Regions from separate parts of the Homo sapiens genome. Here region 2 is linked to region 1. Evidence: chromatin loops called from intact Hi-C (ENCODE). Cell type or tissue: ascending aorta. All regions are shown on one strand. Links, peaks and the distances in the headings refer to the core of each region. The heading gives the core; the rest is flanking DNA. Region 1 overlaps LOC124909408 (a long non-coding RNA gene). Region 2 overlaps CD200 (CD200 molecule).

Evidence for each region. Hi-C counts contacts between places; a loop is a spot of excess contacts. Peaks named below come from ENCODE experiments on the same cell type or tissue, not always from the same donor. Only the 100,000 strongest peaks of a DNase experiment are listed, where the experiment ranks them.
Region 2: a loop joins it to region 1, with 2.6 times the contacts of the local background. A loop is called at or near these places in 5 of 110 quality-filtered maps.

Annotation. Positions count from the first base shown.
Region 1 is chr3:112,405,384-112,416,906 of GRCh38, forward strand. LOC124909408 (a long non-coding RNA gene) reads left to right here. Exons shown (of 2, transcript XR_007096004.1): 2 at 9,815-10,522. Among named protein-coding and RNA genes, the nearest start is that of CD200, 78 kb to the left of the region's middle. RefSeq lists enhancers at 898-1,420, 8,243-8,743, 11,391-11,523. In ascending aorta, for the core only: no CTCF peak of the experiment used is centred there; DNase peaks (open chromatin) are centred at 5,632 and 6,258; H3K27ac peaks cover 5,939 bases.
Region 2 is chr3:112,357,117-112,368,434 of GRCh38, forward strand. It overlaps CD200 (CD200 molecule), which reads left to right. Exons shown (of 6, transcript NM_005944.7): 6 at 4,427-5,696. The coding sequence ends at 4,434. Among named protein-coding and RNA genes, the nearest start is that of CD200, 30 kb to the left of the region's middle. RefSeq lists an enhancer at 1,646-1,715. In ascending aorta, for the core only: no CTCF peak of the experiment used is centred there; DNase peaks (open chromatin) are centred at 964, 1,525 and 3,685; H3K4me3 peaks cover 1,429 bases; H3K27ac peaks cover 7,831 bases.

The DNA.
Region 1 (11,523 bases), core at 1,467-9,466:
AGCCTGGGCAACAGAGTGAGACTCTGACTCAAAAAAAAAAGAGTGTAAGAAGAGAAAGCCTGGTGAGCTGGAGGGAAATTAAAATGGATTTAATTGCCGATTGAACATAACATTATAGAAGTCTATTATAAAGGCCTTCAAATATATACAAACACACATATACAGACACACACACACACACACACACACACAGCTTCTACAGCTTTTACTTCAGTACTTTAGCCATGAGATAAATACAAATTTGCCAGCTCGCAAAAAACAAACAAACAAAACCTGTTAGATCCAAACAGTGGTTTTTATCTCAGCAGAAACATAACAGCAGATTTAAAGCAGGCAGAAAAGAAAATACAGAAAAAGGGGACCTGGGAACTCTATAGTTTACAGGTCCACCTTAGGGCTCTTTTTCCTTAATCTAAATGTGCACAAAGACTGTATTACTTCCATTTTACTCTGGCAAGTAAAGGTGCCGTAAAACCTATGGAGTGCACAAAAGTGGGTCATTCTCCTTGTTTTCTCCTCATTCTTAGATTGTTTCCTGGTTTTATGTATATATTTATTTATTTATTTATTTTCTTAAAAGGAGGAACTGAGCTGTGGCCTAGGGTTTTTGGGTGATGCATCAGTGTGTGCTGCTTGTGGGCAGGACTCCTCAGTGTGTCACCACTGAGTCGTTTCCACCCTCTTACGTGTCTCAGTTTCTCTCTCCAGAGGTCTATGACCTCTGAAAGAGCTCAAAATGCCAGGTGATCAGCTCTACAAGAGACTCGCTTCACCTTTAAGGGCAGCAATTCTTTTTTTTTTTTTTTTTTTTCTGAGATGGAGTCTTACTCTGTTGCTCAGGCTGGAGTGCAGGGGCATGATCTCGGCTCACTGCAACCTCTGTCTCCCAGGTTCAAGCGATTCTCCTGCCTCAGTCTCCTGAGTAGTTAGGATTACAGGCATGTGCCACCACACCTGGCTAATTTTTTGTATTTTTAGTAGAGATGGGTTTCATGTTGCCCAGGCTCGTCTTGAGCTCCAGACCTCAGGTGATCCACCCACCTTGGCCCCCCAAAGTGCTGAGATTACAGGTGTGAACCACTGCACCTGGCCAAGGACAGCAATTCTTTTAGCCTCAAGGCATCTTCTGAGCTTTGTCTTTGATGGAGCCGGTCTCTTTGGGCACTAGTATCATTATCCTATGTTTGGCTCCTAGGGTTATCCTTTAAAAAAATATGTCTTTTCCTAGCACCTAACAGAGTGCCAACTACAACATAGAAGGCCTTCAGGCTTTCATAATACTGTTTAACTAATACTTTTTCCCACTTTACTGAGGTATAATAGACAAATAAAATTGTACATATTTAAGTTGTATAGTATGATGCTTTGATGTACATATGCATTGTGAAATTATTGCCAAAATTAAGTTAGTTAACACATCCCTCACCTCACATAGTTACCTTTTGTGTATGTGGTAAAAACAAAGGTCTGCTCTCTTATTAAATTTCAAATTTACAATACAGTATTATTAACTTCATTAACAATTATCAAATTAAATAAATGAGTCCTGTTGCTGTCACCCAGGAGATGGCACTCTTAAGAGACAGCTCAGTGATGGATCAATGGCTGATAGTTGAGGCATCTGCTTTTATTATTATTGTTTTTGATTCATATGGGAAACCAATGTTTTCTTTACCTGTTAATGCCCTTTTAATATGGATGGTCTTTCCTAATCAGCAGTCTATGTGTAGCAGGACAAGCCGCAGACAAAACATCTCAGACACCGAGTTGTAGAAAGAAGGGCTTTATTCAGCTGGGAGCATTGGCAAGCTACTGCCTTAAAATCCGAGCTCCCCAAATGCACAATTTCTGTCTCTTTTAAGGGCTCACAACACTAAAGGTTTTACATGAAAGGGTCGTGACTGATTTGAGCAAGCAGGCAGTGACAGGGGCTGCATGCCCCGGTGGTCAGAGAGAAACAGAACAGGGCAGGGAGTTTCACAGTGTTCTTCCACACAATGTCTGGAATCTATGAATAACATCGGTTTGTAAGTTATGAGTTGATTTTTAACTACTGGGTTTAGGCCAGGCAGGCCCAGGCCTGGTTTTGGGCCTGACGCCGGGCTGCCTGTCTTTGGTTTTACTTCCTTGTTGTTTTTTCTTAAAACAGGTACTGAGTATAAAACAATATAAAATAATATGAGAGGTCTCTCTCTTCCCTCATATGGGCATCTTTCCAAACATCAGTTTAATTCTCCTGAGAAAGGCTGCCTCTTTCTGTGAATTCCCCAAAGTGAATTTCATATGTACTACCGAGACCATACAATGTATCAGGACATCTATAATGAACATTTGTTGGGTTTACCACCTGTAATCAAGATCTCATCTTGTGGTTACAGAACTCTGATTTTGTTTTGGGGGATTCCCTTCTCCTACCTTTCTATATGTATAAAGTTGATTTCATACCTGGCTCTGGGAGTGCACTTTTGGCCAAATCCTCATTCTAACAATACATTTTATTAATCGCTATTTGTTCTGGCCACAGTTTGATTCCAGAATGGACACAGGATCCAAGTCTGTGAAATCAAGATCTGTGAGATTCTATTCTAAGACTTTCTTAGAACTTTCTGAGACAAGGACTTTCCCTTTTCTCCTGGGTGTGGAGTTTTAAAGATAAGTGTTCTAGAGCTGCTGCAGTCATCTTGCAACTACAAGGACAGAGCATAACTAAGAATGGATCCTAATTAGAGGTGAACAAAAGTAGACCTAAAGAAAACAAAAGTAGGACCTAAAGAAAAATTGTCTAGGTCCTGATAACAGATATATATAAGCTTCTCATCCAGCTGCTCCAAAAGCTAAATATTCAGATTTTTTAGTTATATAGGCTCATACATTTACTTATTGCTTAATCAGTTCACCATCTTAAACATAACTTCCAACCTGGTTAATACTTGTCCAGCTATTACCAAATGTAAACAAGCATGAACAAATGAGAGACAGAAAATTAATGTTGGTGATATAGATTATAAGTAATGAGGAGTGTTCAGATATCGAGATAAAACATGCTTGTATCAGTCATTTGTTTAGTACTTAAGATAGGTTTTACAACATTTGAGATATGGCAGATATCTCAAAATATGAGGTGTCCATAAAGTGTGCAAACAGATACATATAACAAACTGTTGATATTACATTACAGTTGAGTAAAATAACATTGTTTCACATTATATAGACAACACTATCAGACTTAAATCCCTCTAAAAATCTAGGTGGGAATTCTAAGACTAATTACTTTGCAACGATATTGAAAAATACTTGGGTATGTACTAGGCAGGAAAATACCTACTGCATACAAAGTATTGTTTTGGTGATTTAAAAGATAGACAAAGGAAATAAAGAGAGAAAGAGAGAGGGAGAGAACGAGAGAGAGAAGGAGGGAAGGAAGAAAGGAAGAAGAAATATTTTGTATTTACTCTGTGCCAGAGTTCTGAGAACATGGAGTCAAAAAAAAAAAAAGAAAACAAAAAAACAAAAAAAAATACAACTCACTGTTCCTACCCTCAAGGAACTCAGTGAGGTATAAAAGATGAACATATAAACAACAAAATTATATATAATATATAGGTTAGGTTAGTGAAATGCAGGTATATGAGCCAGATATTATAAGAACAGAGAAGCACATCAAGTCGGTTTTTGAGGGAGAAAGCTTACCAGCACAGACTGACAGATGCACAGCTGCAAGGACACCAGACAGGGGAGATAGTTTCCAAACAAGTGGAAAATAGGGCAGACATCTCTTGAGGGAGGAAGACAACAAGAGACTTCAGAAGGGGTGGATCCAACAAAATCCAGTTTCCTCTCAAACTTACTTACCACGTCAGACATTCCTCCTTTGGAGAGACTACTTGAGGAGTGACAAAGGCCATAAAACGTTGGGCACAGGTAATGTTTTTTGTTCTCTTTATGGTTCTGGCTTAATGATTAAGCCTAAGGGCAACCAGAGGTGCGGAATCTCTCTTGGGAAGGATCAGATAATAAATTTATATATTTTATATATAATATATAAATATTTATTTTATGAGGACATAACATATTTTATGAGGGCAATCTTATTTCTACCTTCATGAAATTGCTTCCTCCAAATTCTAACCACACTTCAAAGTGAGGGAAAATAAATAGGTAGATAAGTTAAATATTAGTGATGTCTTTACGACCATACTCAATACAAGGCAATATCTGCCAATCCAACCATTTATCAATACAAAACAAATATTTTATCTCATTTGCCCAAATCTGTCTGCCTCTCAATTGAATCCAGACTTGAGAGCTGAGAAAATGAGTATTTAATATCATCTTAAAATCCCAATAGGAACATTTCAAATGGGGAGTGACATATGGTAGGTTACATTTTTCAAAGATTGTTCTGGCTAGTGAAGAATGTATATTAAGTGGTCAAAAGGAGAGTAAGGAGGGTTGGAAAACTGCTTCCACAGCAGGATGAAAGTATAGTGGCTTGGGCAAGGGGGATAGTAAAGGAGATGGCGAGGACTGGGTAAAAAGGATACATTCTTGAAGACAGTACTAGCTGATGCATTTAAAGTGCAGAAAGAGTAAGAGAGAAGTCATGGATAATTCCTAGGTTTTTGACATAACTAAATGGATGAGTGTTATTTACTTAAACAGAAAACACAGCAGAAGTGGGCTTGAAAAAGGAAGGAAATTAAGAACTTTGTGTTAAATACGACAAGTTTGAGATTTACGTAAGTCAGACATCTTGGTGAAGATAATCGGGTACAAAGCTGGTTCTGTTCGTCTAAACACAGATTTAGATGTGCACTAGAGATATATGGGGTTTGGTAACAGGTTTCAGGCATCCACAAGGAGTCTTTGAACGCATCCCTCACCAATAAGGCATAACTGCTGTATAAGCTGGGGAGTCACTGGCATATGAAGAGTATACCTTTAGAAGGACAACTCATAAGCTATAAATCTAAGTCTCAGAATGTAGGAATAATGTGCACATTCAACACTTAAAGTCATTTCATGTGGAACAACACAAATGAAAAGATTTTCAGACGTTGTTTCTTTAAGAGAAGTTAGAATTTTTATCTCTCTAAACCTGTGATTCAGAGTATTTTTTGACAATATAATGACACTAGGAGGGGTTTTGAGCATTGCAATTGAGGATGAGATTAAAGGCAAGCATAGGTTGATATTTTAGACAGAAGGAAACACACACAGCTATATATGGTACATAATTGGCACTGTCTTACACATTCAATCATATTCACCTCTGCCTAGTCCAGACAGTACAAATGTCCTCAACCACCTAGCTGAGATAGCTTAGCTTCACAGAGAACAAACATCACTAAACCTACATGTGGTTGTCACATGAATTGTGCTATTGTATTCTTGTTTCTTTTTTTTGATGGATTCTCACTCTGTCCCCCAGGCTGGAGTGCAGTGGTGTGATCTCAGCTCACTGCAAGCTTGGCCTCCTGGGTTCACGTCATTCTCCTGCCTCAGCCTCCCGAGTAGCTGGGACTACAGGCGCCCGCCACCGCGCCCGGCTAATTTTTTAGTAGAGACAGGGTTTCACCATGTTAGCCAGGATGGTCTCGATCTCCTGACCTCGTGATCCACCCGCCTCGGCTTCCCAAAGTGCTGGGATTACAGGGGTGAGCCACCGCGCCTGGCCAATTGTATTCTTGTTTCTAATTTAGGATTTAAGTGTCTGTAACAAATGCTGAAGGGTGATTTTGATTTTAGGAATGAACAGCTAAAAATAACTAGCTGAAATTCATGTTGTCTAAAGGGCCTCTAATCTCATGAACCTGTGGGTAAAAACATGGTAACATTAACCTTGATAATCTAAATTTTGCCAATTGTTCATCTCCCCATGCCTGACTTGGAACTTGGTCAGACCCTGCCTCCCTGACCCCCAGTCAAGATTTCTTCTAATTTCTTGAAGCATATCTAGAAGGTTTCCCAGGTATTCTTTGAGGTTGATATATCTCATGCCTGAGATCCACCTGTAATAAATACCTCCACATGACCATGTTTGCCAATACTGACTATGAGAAGAGCGCCTTCCTATCTAAAGTGCTGCTGTGTCCTGCTGCTCCCAAAGCTGCAAAGTTTTGGGGTATTAAACTAATCCCCACATGCTTCAGTCTCTTTGCAATGCCTAAGCCAGGCAGCAGTGCCCACAGAATCAGTGCTGTATTTCAAATACTTCAACTCACTGGAACTTCCAAGCATATGATGACCTCATGCCTCGGGATCTAATTCTAGAGCCTTCTGAAGCTATTCCTGGGGCACAGTGACATTTCCTCTGTTACTGCCATTCTCACAAAGGAATGCAGAGCAAGACGTTTATGTCCCCAAAGCAGGAGGACATGCCATGGTAGACACATTCAAGCATAGGCACAATCACATTTTTCTCTTCTTCTCCTATCCTCTCTTCTTTCCCTCGATTCTGAGGATGGCCCTTCTCCTTTCGACAGCTCACTCCTAGTCCCCATGTGTCTCTGTTCCCCTTATTCCTTTTCCTGGGTTTTATAGCAGTCTCTCTACTGGCTTCTTTTCCTCAGGCTCCAGACATGTCTAAGTCACCTTATAAAACAATTACTGTTTAACAATTATAGTTAAGCATATTTAATTTTATATAAAATAATATCAGATAAAATTTAATAGAGCAATTATTTAAAAAACTAAACACTACATAAAATAAATTTAATTGTAAAAACATAATATTGAAATATTTGATTATCAAAAAAGGGTTGGTCACATGTCAATGGATCACATGTCAATGATCAATTTTAAAATGGTCAATTTTAAAAATTTTACAGAATTATTTTTAAAATAGCCTTCATCTTTTAGAACAGTTTTAGATTTACAGATAAATTGAGAAGACTGTACAGTGTTCTTATATATCCTGCATCCAGTTTCTCCTTTTATTTACATATTATTATGGTACATGATATATGGGTGTTATGAACATTTTAACAATATTAATTCCTCCATCGAAGTATGTCTTTTCTAGAGAAATGTTTCTCTATTCAAGTCCTTTGCCCATTTTTTTACACAGATTATTTGGTTTGTGCTATTGAGTTTTAGAAACTGCTTATATATTTTTTTAAAGTAGCCCCGTATCACATACATAACTTGCAAATATTTTCTCTCATTCTATAGGTTACTTTTCACTCTGTTGATTGTTTCATTTGTCATGCAGCTTTTTCATTTTATGTAGTTCTGTTTGTCTATTTCTGCTGTGTTGCCTGTGCTTTTGATGTCATATCTAAGAAACAATTGCCGAGGTCAACATCTAGAAGCTTTTGCTCTCTGTTTTCTTCTAGCAGTTCTGTGGTTTCAGATCTCATAGTCAGAACTTTGATTCGTTTTGAGTTGATTTTTGTGTATGATGAAAGATAAGGGTCCAACTTCATTTTTTTCAGATGTGGATGTAGTTTTACCAACACCATTTATTAAAGAAACGAGCCTTTCCCAATTTTGTATTCTTGGCACTCATATCGAAAAATGCCCTTGGAATTTTGATAGAGATGGCATTGACTCTGTAGATAACTTTGGGTGTTATAAACATTTTAACAATATTAATCCTTCCATACCACGAACATAGATGTCTTTCAATTTATGTGTTTCCTCTTTCATTTCCTTTGTCAACATATTATAATTTTCAGTGGACGTGTCTTTCACCATTTTGGTTAAGTTTATTCCTGTGTATTTTATTTTTTCTGTTGCTAATTGTAAATGAGATTGTGTTCTTTCCTTTTTTCATTGTTTGTTGTTTGTAAATAGAAATGCTGCTAATTTTTGTATGTTGATTTTGTATCCTGCAACTGTACTGTACACTTGAGGAAGTGATTACTTCTTTAGACTTTGTAGATTGGTTTTGTCAGGGTCAGACCTTTTCCACATAGTTCAGCGTGGAGTTTTGGCTAAGCCAGCTGGTAGCATATAGGATCAGGCATGCTGTGCCACCAGGGTCCCTGGTCAAGCAGGACCCACTGCCAGTGCTCTGTGGCTGAGTGGTGCCCACTGATTGTGCTCTGCTACCTGGCAGAATCAGCTGGCTGGGCACCATGGTCAGTTGGGGCTAGTTGGGGGAATGTCCGAAGTTGAGTATGGCTATCTAGGGGGATTTCTACAGTCAGACAAGGTCAGTGGCTGGGCTCCAAAGTCAGGTGGGACCAGTTGGAAGAGCCCTGTAGTTAGACAGGGACACTGGTGGAACTCTACAGTAAGAAGGGACATCTGGCTGGGCTCTGTGGTCTGACAGGGCTGCTCTCTGGGCTCTGCATTCAGGTGAGCAGGGCTTCTAGCTAGGCTCTGCATTCAGTTGGGGCTGCTGGTCATGCTCCCTGATTGAGCAGGGTGCTGGAAGTGCCCCCTGATCCGGCAGGGCTGCTGGCTGGGCTCCCTGGTATGAGAGGGCTACTGTCTGGACTCTCTGGTCAGGTAGAGCCACTGAGTGTGCTCCATCATTGGGTAGGGCCAGTTGGAGGACCTTCACACTTAGGCAGGGCTGGATGAGTGGACTCTGGTTGGGCGAGGCTGCCTGTTTGGGTAAGGCAACTGGTGGAAATATGGAGACTCCACAAAGATCTGCATACTGCTGCTGAAATTCCCACAACTCTTTTTCTTTGTTCATAACTCTCTCCTGTCAGTCTATCCAGGCCAATCCCCCGAGTATTCCATGTGAAGTGAAACTGATTTGGGGCTCTTCTGTATGTCTCTGATATGCTGGGGAAATTGAACAGCCACCTCAGTCTCCTTCTCTCCCACTGGAGAAGTTATAGGCCAAGGGGATCTTTCTTGGCATGGCTCTGTGCTGGCTTGCTGGAGGGGCAACACGGGCCAAAGTGAAATCATTCCTCTTACCTCTTTTAATATAGCTTTTCTGTTTCTATGCTCTACTGGGTGCTGCAATTTTATCCCAGTGATCTAGACTTCTTACAAAGGCATTCTTGTCTATGAATAGTTACTAACTCTGTAAGAAGACTAGAGAATTTCTGTGAAGGGTCTTGGACTGGGGCCCTCTCATTCTGCCATTTTGCTGAAACCCATGTATGTAGTGATTTTTTGTCAAAAAAAAGCAACTATCAAAAACTCTTTTTGGGGAAATAAGACATTTATAAGCTATTTTAATATTTTCCTCTGGTTAATTCACCTTCTTGCTAGAGAAGTTTGAGAAGATCTTTTTGAAAGCTTTTATTTTTTTCAGTAATTACATTGAGAGCAAGCCATAGTGTGTGTGTGTTTTTCAAAGAAAATGTTTTTAGTTCCTTTATTTTCTAGAAACTGATTAACATCTGAATTAATTTCAACTTTGTCATGTTCATATTTCTCTTGTTTAGAAAGTTTTTAAACCAGAGTAAGAATTTTTATGTTTATGATACCATTTGTATGGTCAATTGACTTTTGTTGTGTTTGTTTAGAGGAATTTTGGAAGTATAGAAGAATGTTTTATAATAAATCAAATGTCTTATTAAACATTTTGGTGTAGTATATTAAGACATCTAAAGATGTTAATGGTTTTTTTTAATCTTAATGTTATTATATCAAAAGAATATCAATGTCTTGTTGGTACCTAGAAACACCATGGTCTACCAGAATATTGAAAAATAGTATTGTGATCTCAGTTTCTTATCCAGAATTCTTCAATTAGATAAGTCATACAGAATCTGGAATTGTTACTCTAACTCTCTTCTCTTTGAGAAAACAAAATAGAAATGTTCTTCCTTCTATGGAAAAATGAAGAAGGTAAAGTAGTATTCCTCTCTAACACCTTTTCATCTCTTTAAATAAAACACAGGCTGGGCGTGGTGGCTCACACCTGTAATCCCAGCACTTTGGGAGGCCAAGGCAGGTGGATCACGAGGTCAAGAGATCGAGATCATCATGGCCAACATGGTGAAACCCCATCTCTACTAAAAATACAAAAATTAGCTGGGCATGGTGGCACACTCCTGTAGTCCCGGCTACTCGGGAGGCTGAGGCAGAAGAATCGCTTGAAGCCAGGAGGCGGAGGTTGCGGTGAGTCGAGATTGTGCCACTGCACTCCAGCCTGGCGACAGACCAAGAATCCATCTCAAAGAAAAGAAACAAACCCACAAACTGTTTACTTTCTCATCAGCAGCCCCCTACTTACCTCTTCAACAACATTGAATATCATTCATCTCCTTGTCATGACACTTTGGCCACACTGGTTTTCTTTTTGGTTCCTGAATTGCTATGCTCTTTTCTACCTGTGGACCTTTGCATAGAATGATATCGTTGCAAGAAATGTTTTTTCTCTAGAGCTGTGTCAGCTGGTTTTCTTTTTTAACTTTTAATTTTCATGGGTATATAGTAAGTGTATATACTTATGGGGTACATGAAATATTTTGATAAATGCATGCAATGCATAATAATTACATGGGAAAATGGGGTATCCATCACTTGAACATTTATCCTTTGTGTTACAACCTATTATACTCTTTTCGTTATTTTAAAATGTATAATTAAACTATTATTGACTATAGTCACCCTGTTGTGTTATCAAATATTAGGTCTTATTCATTCTTTCTAATTATTATTTTGTATGTATTAACTATCCTCACTTCCCTCCCACAATCCCCCCTCATTCTTCCCAGCCTCTGGTAACTATCCTTCTACCCTCTCTATCTCTATGAGTTCAATTGTTTTAATTTTTAGCTCCCACAAATAAGTGAGAACATGAGAAATTTGTCTCTTTGTGTCTGGCTTATTTCACTTCACATGATGACCTCCAATTTCATCCATGTGGTTACAAATGACACGATCTCATTTTTTTAATGGCTGAGTAGTGCCCCCTGTGTATATATACATTTCTTTATCCATTCATCTGTTGGTGGACACTTAGGTTGCTTCCAAATCTTGGCTATTATGAATACTGCTGCAAAAAACAGTGGAGTGTAGATATCTCTCTGATATACTGATTTCCTATCTTTGGGGCTGTGTAGAGAAAACTCTTTAATCATATTTTTCCTCTACTCTCACACCACAATAGTCATCAACACAGAAGACTTCTGTGACCATTTGTGTGGGATTCTTTTCCCCACACACCAAGCAGCAGACATCAGCTGTTAATTCCGTTCGACGCTACCCAAAGATAGTGTCATATCCCCCAAGTTGAGGGCTCAGTCCCCATGCCCTTCCCCCACCACACCAGTCTGGGCCTCTGTAACTTCTGACCAACCAGCTTCAAGTTGGGGTTCGTTCCCATGACCCTCTCTTTGAGTTCAATTAATTTGCTGAAGTGGCTCCGAAAATTCAAGGAAACACTTACTTACATTTACTGGTTTACTATAAAGGATATTGCAAAGAATAAAAATAAAGAGACATGTGGGATGAGGTGTAGGGGAAGGGGTGTGGAGCTTCCATGCCATCCCTAGGAACACCACCCTGCAGGTACCTCCATGTGTTCAGGTATCCAAGAACTCTCTGAACCATGTGCCCTTAGATTTTCATGATGTCAGCATTCCTTCCCCCAGGGTATAGGGT
Region 2 (11,318 bases), core at 1-8,000, 50 kb before region 1:
CGGGCGTGATGGTGGGCGCCTGTAGTCCCAGCTACTCGGGAGGCTGAGGCAGGAGAATGGCGTGAACCCGGAAAGCGGAGCTTGCAGTGAGCAGAGATCGCGCCACTGCACTCCAGCCTGGGGGACAGAGCGAGACTGTCTCAAAAAAAAAAAAAAAAGAAAGAAAGAAAGAAAGAAAAAGAAAAGTACCTAAAACGAATGATACGCTGGAACACTGGCCTGGGAGGAGAGGGGCGGAGTGTTTATTTGTAGCTGTCGCCAACTTCCGTGAAGTAAATGTTCCCACCATAGCAAATTTCAAGCTACTAACAATTTAACCATCAGCGTGAGCCAATAAAGCTCTAGCACACCAATGCGGCAGACTAAGTTTGTAACAGATGTTCATTTTTGTAATTACTAAATCTAAGGTCCTTTTTCGTTTTATCGAAGTATATTTTCATGAATTGTACAAATGTTCAAGGAAGGACGAGTTTAGAGAGGTAAATGGAGGGACAAACAGGAATTGTAGCAGTTAGGACAGCTTTGAGGAAGATTTCAGGTTATCTGAATCTGTTTGGACACATGGGCATGCGTATTTGGAAGGGAGAAGAACTCATACAGTAAGTCTTAATGTCATCAATAGGTTCTTGGAAACTGCGAGTTTAAGCAAAACGGCATGTAACAGAACCAATTTTACCACAGGCTAAATGATAGAAACAAGACTTAAGTTCCTATGGCATATTTCTAGTCACAAAAACATCACCAAACTTTTAATAAAGACCAAAACATTTCTAATATTAAACATTGAAATAAATGTGAGTTATGCATACATTTAAGAAACAGTAACAAAAACAAGTGAGATAATTATTCACTCAATGATTTCAGTTCAAGGGTATGGGTGGCCAGAGCCTATGCAGCTCAGGATGCAAGGCAGACACTGACACCAGACAGGACGTCATCCCAGAGCAGGGGGCATTCACACACGCGCACACACACGCACACGCACACACACACAGTTACTCAGACTGGGACCATTTGGACATGCCAATTTACATAACATGCAGTACGTGTTTGGGATGTGGGGGGAACCAGAGTATCCAGAGAAAACCCATGCAGACTTGGGGAGGATGTGCTAACTCCCACACAGTGGTCCTGGATGGGAATCTGTTGTTTTTCTCATCAACATTATAACAACATGTTGTGGAATGAAAGGATGTTGTTGGAGGACCTGCTATATAAGTCATTTCAGTAGCAGTCTTGGGAGAAATTTGTGGGGACCCACTGGGGAGACAGAATCAGAAAATGTGCATTCTAAAAACGTGCGTATACTGAAATGAACTTGTGATGCCTAGATGAACTTGTGATGCCGAAAACTGATTTCCTGCTAGTGCAGTTGTATCTCTTTTTGAAGAAGAGAAACTGTTTTGCTTAGACATTTTTTTTGTAGGAGTATGGGAAGAAAAATTACTCACTGAAGCTAGTGCGAGTCAAGGGTAGAGGGAGGGCAGTTCCTGTAAGGATGTGTATAAATGGATTTCCAGGAAACTAAACTGCCGCATGTCAGGAAGAGCGGCTACCTGAAGGTGCTTGTAGATCCAAAGCTGCCCTAGGTTCCCCATCAGCACTGATTCATGAGTTTTGCATCTAGTTTCTCCTGTCCTTACCACAACTTGGCTGTTCTGTCTTCTCTGCACTAAACAACTTCTTCACTCTCTATTCCATATGTTTTAAACTTATCTTACTATTTTTGTTCCCTCATACCTTGCTTCATAGATTACCCAATCCAACAAGAAACAAAAGAGAGAAAGAAAGAAAAGTGAGAGGAAAGAAAGAGAGAGAAAGAAAGAGAGAAACAAAACGAAAGTATATTCCTGAACCACACAAAAAGACAAAGAATCACATTCTCTACAAGTGTCCTGTGTTTTTGCAAATTAACCGGTACTTCAGGTAGTCCTTAGGTATTCTAGAGTTTAGAAGAATCCTAAAAGGTTTTGCTCTGGCAAGGGCTGTGAGTAAAGCATGGCCTTTGAGGCGATGGAGGGAGAAAGATATATAGAAACTTTATTTTAGAGAAAGGAAAAACTTCTTCAGACCAGATGCAGAATCAAGTAATCAACCATTCAAAGTCAGGCTTAATTTAAGAGCTTTTTTTAAAAAAAACAGACAAACAACAACAACAAAAATGTATACTAGTGATCTTTAAAGGAAACCATGCTATCATTTAGATTATTATTCTGGATTCCAGTCAGTAGTTAGGTCATATAAGAATTATAAATTCTGTTATTGGTAATTGATAGTTCAAAATGCATAGTCTCACCACTCAGGGAAAACAGCACTTAGATTTCAGAAGATAAAACTTTGTAAGTGGGGATGAAAGGAGGGCATGGAGGGTGTTCTTAAATATTTAAATGGATGTTCATGAGACAAAAGGACTAGACCTGGAAGTTATTACATTTAATTCTCATAGCAATTGATAAGGAAAGTATTTCCATCTGATAGGTGATAAAACCAAATTCACAGAAGTTCAATTCATTCATTTTATAAGTATTTATTAATAATTTTTAATATGCTTGGCATTGTAATTAGCACTGGTTATTATACTATAATGAACAAAACAGGACCTTGTCATTTTAATGGAGATGACAGGTTAGGGGGACAGCAGAGAAATGACAAGTGAATCAACAAATAAGGATACTATTAAAACACGAGATTTTAGCACAAGGAAATAATATAGAATAATATAAAATATAGCATGCAATGAAAGAGGATAACTTGAAAAGGATACCAGTTACTTGGATTTTGTTAGGGAAGGCTTCGCTGAGGTGGTGACTTTTAATCAGAGACCTTCAAGGAGAGAATAATCCAGCCATGGAGGAGACAAGGGAAGAGTGGTTTTTAGCAAATTAATTGCAAATGTGAAAGCTCTAAGGCAGAAAAGTCATTAATATTTTACAGGGTGCGGTGGCACATGTCTGTAATCCCAGCACTTTGGGAGGCTGAGGCAGGCAGATCACCTGAGGTCAGGAGTTCAAGACCAGCCTGGCCAACATAGTGAAACCCCATCTCTACTGAAAATATGAAAATTAGCCGGGCATAGTGGCATGTGCCTGTACTCCCAGCTACTCAGGAGGCTGAGGCAGGAGAATCACTTGAACCTAGGAGGTGGAGGTTACAGGGAGCAGAGATTGCGCCACTGCACTCTAGCTTGGTTGACACAGTGAGACTTCATCTAAAAAAAATATATATATATATGTATATATTTTAGAGCAGTGTTACTCCCAATATGGTCTGAGGATGGTTGCCCATCCAAGAAGTGTTCTTTACTAGTCTGAAGTAAAATAAGTACATAACTGAGAAAAAATGCTTACACTCTATGATAAGAATTTGACAGTAATTTTATATCTGTTAAATCTGATAATTTAAAAATGAATTATGTTATTTTATGTCATTTTTCTAGTAATTCGTTTTTACTATTGAAATTGAAAAATATTGAGCCATGTTGGGAGAAGATGGTCTTTCCATGGTCCATTGATATCTGATGTTAGAAATATTGGGCAGGATCTAAAATGTGCAGAACTTTGCAGGTTCTGGTAAACAATTACCTAAGATTACACAGAGAGTGAGAGGTGGTGCCAAGATAAAATTCCAAGTCTTTTACTTCATCGTCTATGTGCCTTGAGAGGTTTCCAGGCTCCCAGTATGTGCCAGAAAGCCACTAGCCCTTGGAAAGGCCTCTACTTCGTGACCATTTCTACCCTGACATCCAGTGAGTTATTATCCATCAGAAACAAAGCTTACAAATAGAATACATTTTGATCATTTGGAATTTTTGAACATATTCCTTTACTTGTAGTCTTAGGTGATTTTCTAAACCATTATTTCCTAGGATTACGTATGCCCTTTTATTTTTGCTTCAGTTTTGTTTTTGTTTTTGGTTGTTGTTGTTTTGTTGTTTTTAGAGATAGTGTCTTGCTATATTGCCTGGGGCTGGAGTGCGGTGGTGAGATCATAGCTCACTGCAGCCCCAATCTCCTGAGCTCAAGTTATCCTCACGCCTCAGCCTCCTGAGTAGCTGGGACTACAGGTGCATGCCACCATGTCCAGCTATTTTTTTTTTTATTTTTATTTTTTGTAGAGACAAGGTCTTACTATGTTGCCCAGACTGGTCTTGAACTTCTGGGCTCAAATGATCCTCCCGCCTCGGCCTCCTAAAACACTGGGCTTACAGCCACAAGCCACTGCATCCAGCCTACTTTTGTTCTTGTAAAGAGTCATAGTCCCCTCACACCATACTGGGTCAGAAATGTCTACTTCTTTATCTTTGCCAATGAATATACACTAGAATAACTCTGTGTTTCTTAATCTCTCTATTATTTATCTTCTTAAAATGTATTATGATAGAATTTACAAGTGTCCAAAGTTAATACCTTGTTTTTCTTTTATCCAGAGCCCTAAATAAGTCACACAGCACCCTGAAAGTGATTCCCTGGTCTACTTGAATTTGACACAAGAGAAAAGCAGGAGGAAAAGGGGCCATTCTCCAAAGGACCTGAAAGAGCAAAAGAGGTGGGAGCGAAAGCCTTAAGGATCCCACGACTTTTTACTGCCATCTGAGCTACTCAGTGTTTGAATCCCAAGAGGAAGTCAGTTTACCTCTCAGGTCTGTTGTAGGACTTGATTTTGTAAAGCAATGCCATGTTATGTGGTTGAAAGGGCACTGGACTTAGTTAGTATCAGGAGCACTGAGCTCACAGACTGACTTGGGCTCCTACTGGTGGGGACCTCTGTTAGTCACTTTACCTCATCCAAAGTATAAAGGAATTGGACCAAATAATTTACCACATAGCTCTAAAACTTAATTTAAAATGTAATTCCAGAAAAAAAAAGGGAATAAGCAAAGGGGGAAGAATTGAAAGAGAGAGAGAAGAAAGAATACAGAGAGCTTACCTTTTGCCTTTCTGTTGATGTTACATCTCTTCTTCCTATGTTCTTAGGTCTATGAGTCTGTTTCCCCATCATTTGGTATCTAGTCCAGTTCCTGCTTACTGCTTTGCTAATAGCTGGCCTTGCTAGAATCCTTGGTTTCACTGCTGTTCTTCATGTGCTTCTATGAGATTTACTCCAACACAAATAGGACTGAATTTATTGTGAAGTAACATTGGCAATCTTAACTTATTCATTTAACTTATTTTTATAGCTAGATAAATATTGTTAGTCTTAGACAATAGCTCACATTTTTTGAGAAGCATGCCCTCCCTGTCCATTTGTCTTATAACATGACCCAGCCCTATTTTACGTCATTCTAAATTCAGCCTCATATAATGAAAATACATTATGAAAACAGATGTTTAGGAGATTTCCTGTATAGCAGTCAGCCAATTCATATGCTTTGTCTCTGCTGGCTTCTTTTTCCATGCGTTAACTTTTCCCAATAGCAGAGGAGGCAAATATGAGCATACAATCCCTTTGTTCTAAAGATATTGTTCCAGCTAGTGGAATGATGTTGAATCTTTAATAACCATAATTAGTTGCTTTTTCAGTATCTTCTGCTTTGTCTGTGTCTATCCAGTGGCCTAGGAATTAAAGTGTAAGTTGTTTTCGCTGTTAAATTGGATATTTATATATATATATAGCAAGATTTTCATGTGTTATTTAATTCTGTATTGTTTCTTATATTTGTAGTAAAATATTGAACAATTAAAAGTGTTGACTCCAAATATTTGGCTTATGATATTCTCTTGGGAAATGTGGAAATGAATGATAATCCTTGTCTTTTCCCATCATATGTAAAACCCTCCCCTCCTCTCTATCTTTCCCCTCCTAAAAGATGAGCTGGGCTGGGCGCGGTGGCTCAAGCCTGCAATCCCAGTACTTTGGGAGGCCGAGGCGGGCGGATCTCGAGGTCAGGAGATCGAGACCATCCTGGCTAACACGGTGAAACCCCGTCTCTACTAAAAATACAAAAAATTAGCCGGGCGCCTATAGTCCCAGCTACTCGGGAGGCTGAGGCAGGAGAATGGCGTGAACCCAGGAGGCGGAGCTTGCAGTGAGCCGAGATAGCGCCACTGCACTCCAGCCTGGGCAACAGAGCGAGACTCGGTCTCAAAAAAAAAAAAAAAAAAAAAAAGATAAGCTGGTGTTTCTGACTAATCACAAAAACACAAATCAGATGTCTGGCCGGTGTGAGCTCCTTTGAGTTGGTGCCTATGTCCTTTTGACATGACCCTGTCAGTTCTGCAGCACTTCTTTATATGTGTTCTTTTGATTTTGCTTTTAGATACCAACCTTTGCAGACAGATTAGCTCACATAGTTTTGAATTTAGTGGGAACCAACCCCTTGTATTTTGCTGTATTTCTAGTATCTCTGCTAAATTGGTACTAGATCAGGCAGGATGACTTAATGCAACAGTTCTTAAACATTTTGGTCTTAGGACCCCTTTATGCATTTGAAAACATCATTGAGGATCCCAAAGAGCTTTTTCTGTAATGTGAATTATATCTGTTGATATTTATCATATTTGAAATTAAAACTGATAAAATTTAAATACAAAAATGTGTAACCATATATCCTATTAGCCATCAGAGTGATGCCAACATCAAACATCATATAGCTTCTGGAAGACTTCAGAGCACATTTATTAGAGAATGAGAGTGAAAAAGTCAAATAATTTATTGGTGTTATCATGACAATAATTTTTTGATTATGTGGACCCCCTGAGATGGTCTTAGGGACAATGCTAAAGACTACTGTTTTAAAGTATTGGCAAAGAAGAAAACCACCTTATGGGAAGATTTCATGAGTCTTTCTCAAAGGAACTCCTTGCTAAACATCTATCTTCATGGTACCTAAGCATTTCACCTTTTAACCAGGACTTTAGGCCATTGTATTACTGGGAGCTCCTCCTCAAAATGCAGAGAAAGCTCAAAGACTAATTTTTATCTATTGTTAATAATTCAATTTAAATTGGCTTATTAAATGGCTTTTCAGTTACTTTTCAGGATGTTGAGATACTTGGACTTAGGATAGGTATGTTTTATGGGGAAGACTTGGGAGGTTATAGAGAAATAAAGGGGAGAAGGAAAGGGTAATTGAGAGCATGCCTCTCTGCTGAGAAGGTGGCTCCATGTGGAACACCACAGCCTTGCTTTCTCCTCTATGTCTCCTGCCCTCTCACCCTGGCTGGCTGCTCACCAACCCTTCCATACTTATCCTAAACTTTCAACTATGGGTGCTTTTTTGTATTTGTGAATTAGAAAGAGGTAGCTTGGGCTTTGCATATTTAAGCAGATTGGGAAAGTTGTAAACTTTTGAGTCCCTTAGAATAACTCAGTCATGTATTTCTCTTCTTAGTAAAAATTCAGAAAAATTCCAGAGTAGTGCAAACCTGCTTAGAGAGAGGAGAAAACAGAAGAAGACTGTTGTGTTTAACTGAAACTGAAACTGCAAATGAAGGGGTTTTTTTGTCATTTTATGTTTTCTTTTTGGTTTGTATTCCTCAATCCGTGCCTTGATAACAATTCATAAATCTAGGTTCAAAGAGTACAAAATCCATATTACTACTAGGAATCATAAGGCTTTGATTAAAATAATTTTTTTGAACTTTCTTCTATGGCTATTCTGAGCTCAGAAAGAGTATTTTATTTAATTTTTGTTGTAGAGACAGGGTCTCACTGTGTCACCCAGGCTGGAGTGCAGTGGTGCCATCATAGCTCACTGCAGCCTTGAAATCCTGGGTTCAAGCGATCCTCCTGCCTCATACTCCTGAGTAGCTAGGACTACAGGCACACATCACCATGCCTAGCTAACTTTTTATTTTTTGTTGAGATAAGGTCTCACTATGATGCCCAGGCTTGTCTCAAATTCCTGGCTTCAAGAAATCCTCCTGTCTGGGATTAAAGAGGTGAGTGACTTTGCTCGGCCTTTGCCTTTTAAAATAAAGCTTCTTAAATTATTTCTTCACAGCGGTGATATTTTTATTTTTTGTTTGTTCTCAAAATATTCCAGATTTGATTTCATCCTTCCCTCCACAGTTGCTCAGGCTAATAATTCACTTGCACAAAGTCACATAGAGCAGTGACTCAATCCAAGCAAACCAACATTTACACAGATGTCATAATCATTTGTCTTGTGAGGTCCTGAAGGTAATTAACCCCATTTTTGTAGGTGTGAAAAATCATACTTTTCAGTGACTTCATACTTTTCAGTGACTTTCATACTTTTCAGCGACTTTCTTCCAGTAGCATTGTAAATGTGTTTTTGGCCAAAACTCCAACTCAGAAATCCCAGCTTCCTGTCTAGTGAACTCTCTTTTCTGCCCACCCTGCAGTGATTTATCTCAATCTTACTTGCCAGCGTAACCTATTTGTTCTGTACTTATATTCAGAATCCAGCTCCTACCTCCATTCTTACACCTGACCCAAACCATTATTATTTGTTTCCTAGATCATTGTTATTGCTTTCTAATTAATCTTCATGCTTCCGTGTTCTTCCTCTTTCAGTCTATTCGAAACATAACTGTTCTAAAATATGTCAAGTCAAATCACATAATTCTCCTGCCTAAAATTTCCAAGTGCTTCCCATCTCACCTAGAATACAAGCCAAAGTCTTTACGTGGGCTATAAGGCTCTAGACAATGGGCTCACTGATAATCTCTGAAGTCACCTCCTACTCTCTCTCCTGATCACTAGTCTGCCGGCTATTTCACCAACATTTCAGACATGTTTCCATCTCAGAGCCTTGGCATTTCCTCTTCTCTCTGCCTGGAATGTTCTTTCTGCAGGTACCTGCATGGCTCATATGACTTTTCCCCTGAAAAACACTCCATAGATACCCCAAAGATACTTTAATACTTTTAACCGGACTCATATTAGTCTAGATAGTGGGACACTTATCTCAGAAATTTGAAACTCAAAAAGAGAGAGAGTTGTGTGTTTCTAGGAGTAGCTTTTATGTTCCAGTGCAGTTACAGAGGCACTGAAGCCCAGCTGCTCAGGTGAAGCATTTCAATTACCACATGATTCTGGATCTGGTTGTGTTTAGCTCAGTAACTTGTATACATGTTAGTTTATTTTCTAATAAATCAGAGACAATATTGCAAATACATTCAGCCCTCCCTATCTGTGGGTTCCACATTTGTGGAGTCAACCAATCACGGATAAAAAATATCTGAAAAAAAAAACAAGAATAAAAATAATACAAATTTAAAAACAATACAGTATAACAACTATTTGTATAATATTTACATTGTAATAGGTTTATAAGTAATCTAGAGATGATTTAAAGTATGTGGGAAAATGTGCATAGGTGATATGAATATACTATGCCCTTTTATATTAGGAACTTGAGCATCTGCAGATTTAGGTATCCATGGAGGTCCTGGAACCAATCTCCTGAGGAAACCGCTCAGCAGAGAAAACCATTTCCTAAGTTTATATATCTATATTCAGGACCTGAGAGCTTACCAAAACTTTCCTGAATCGCTTTACCTTATGTGAGGTTCAGTGTTCCCATCACTGGTGTTTGATGTCCCTCCAACTACTTTGGCAGTGAGAAGGTACTCATCCTGTTTGAGAGATAATATGCACAGTTTTGAGGTTACACTTTATTCTGGAGAATCCCTTTTCCATTGCATAGATTTCCCTTGGCTAGAGTTGTTTTGTTTTCAACAGCATGTTTTTTAGCTTTGGATCTTGAGGAGAGAGAGCAGGAGAGCCAATAAACAAGTCTGGGGAGGGGAACGTTTCCAGATACGTCAGGTTAAAAATAACAAACCAAAAACCATGAACCACTCATTACAAAGCCAGATTTGAATGAATTTCCATTCACTCTCATGAAGTTTCAAAAGCTAAATATATTGGAGAGAACATTTCAACAGTGGTGAAAAGATGAAAAGAAAGAAAACAAGTAACTTTACATGATTGGATCACCATTTTTGTTTCATTTATTTAACCAAGAGATGGAATAGAGGTGCTGATATTATTAGGTGAAGGTTGTGATAATTTTATACCAAATAAATATATAATTTTCTTGTCATAAACTTTATGTTTTAATGAGTGGTTTTCATTAGAAAGTGACACTGCATTTCTCATCATTAGATTATGTGTTTCTGCCAGTAGCAGTTATGTTGATCAGAACAACAGCATGTGTCTCACAATAGATAGCATTTATCAAGCACCATTTTAGGCATCTCACTGTACTGGGTCCTGAGAGGTATTTGCAGAGGAAGACACTACTAAAAATCCTGGTTCTGAAGAAATTAAATATTTAATAAAGGACGAAATAAATCTACCTGCATGTATTATTTAGAAATGACTTGTGGAAATTCATGAAGTACTATCATGAATAGAAAATGAAATTCAGAAATATGTTATTTGTTGTTTTCTTCTTTCTCTTCCTTCTTTCCTTTCCTTCTTTTTTCTTTTTTCTCTTTCTTTCTTTCTTTTTCTTTCTTTCTTTCCCTTTCTTACAGAGCCTCACTCTTGTTGCCCAGGCTGCAGTGCAGTGGCACGATCTTGGCTCACTGAAACCTCTGTCTCCCAGGTTCAAGTGATTCTCCTGCCTCAGCCTTCCGAGTAGTCGGGATTACAGGCGTGTGCCACCACACCCAGCTAATTTTTGTATTTTCAGTAGAGACGGGGTTTTGCCATGTCGGCCAGGCTGGTCTTGAACTCCTGACCTCAAGTGATCCACCTGCCTCGGCCTCCCAAAGTGCTGGGATTACAGGTGTGAGCCACTGTGCCCAGCCAGAAATATGTTTATTATAATTCAATTTATATTTTGATTCTACATAATTACAGATGTAATGCTATGATATTTTGGGTATGGATGATAGGGAATAAAATTGGCATACATCGATCGTTGTTGAAATTGATGCCTTTATATTCTCCTCTTTATTTTGGTGTATGTTTGAAAATCTTATAATCCAAAGTTTAAAAAATACTCATATCTTACTTTGCTAAGCAAGAACACTAGTATCTCCTTTTTTTTCACAATATATTCAACTCTGCCACATTTTCATCTGGTTTCCAAATAAAATTTTTTCTCAACAACCTTGAATTCCATTACTATAGACTTCTATCAATGAAAACAGAATGCCAAACACTCTGCACTCAATCATTCATCAAAGCATGGGTGTTAAAATGAGTATACAACCATTCTCTTGAGAAGTATCATAGTAGGAAAGAGCTGACAGAAAGTCCGTGTACTGATGCAGTTTGGGTAAGCAAACAGAATATACTTTTGGATTTAGAAAAAAAATAAGTGTGGCCAGGATACATAGCACAGAGGTTTCCAATAGTTTCTCTTACCAGTTGGTGTGACTCTCTTGACCACCAATGAT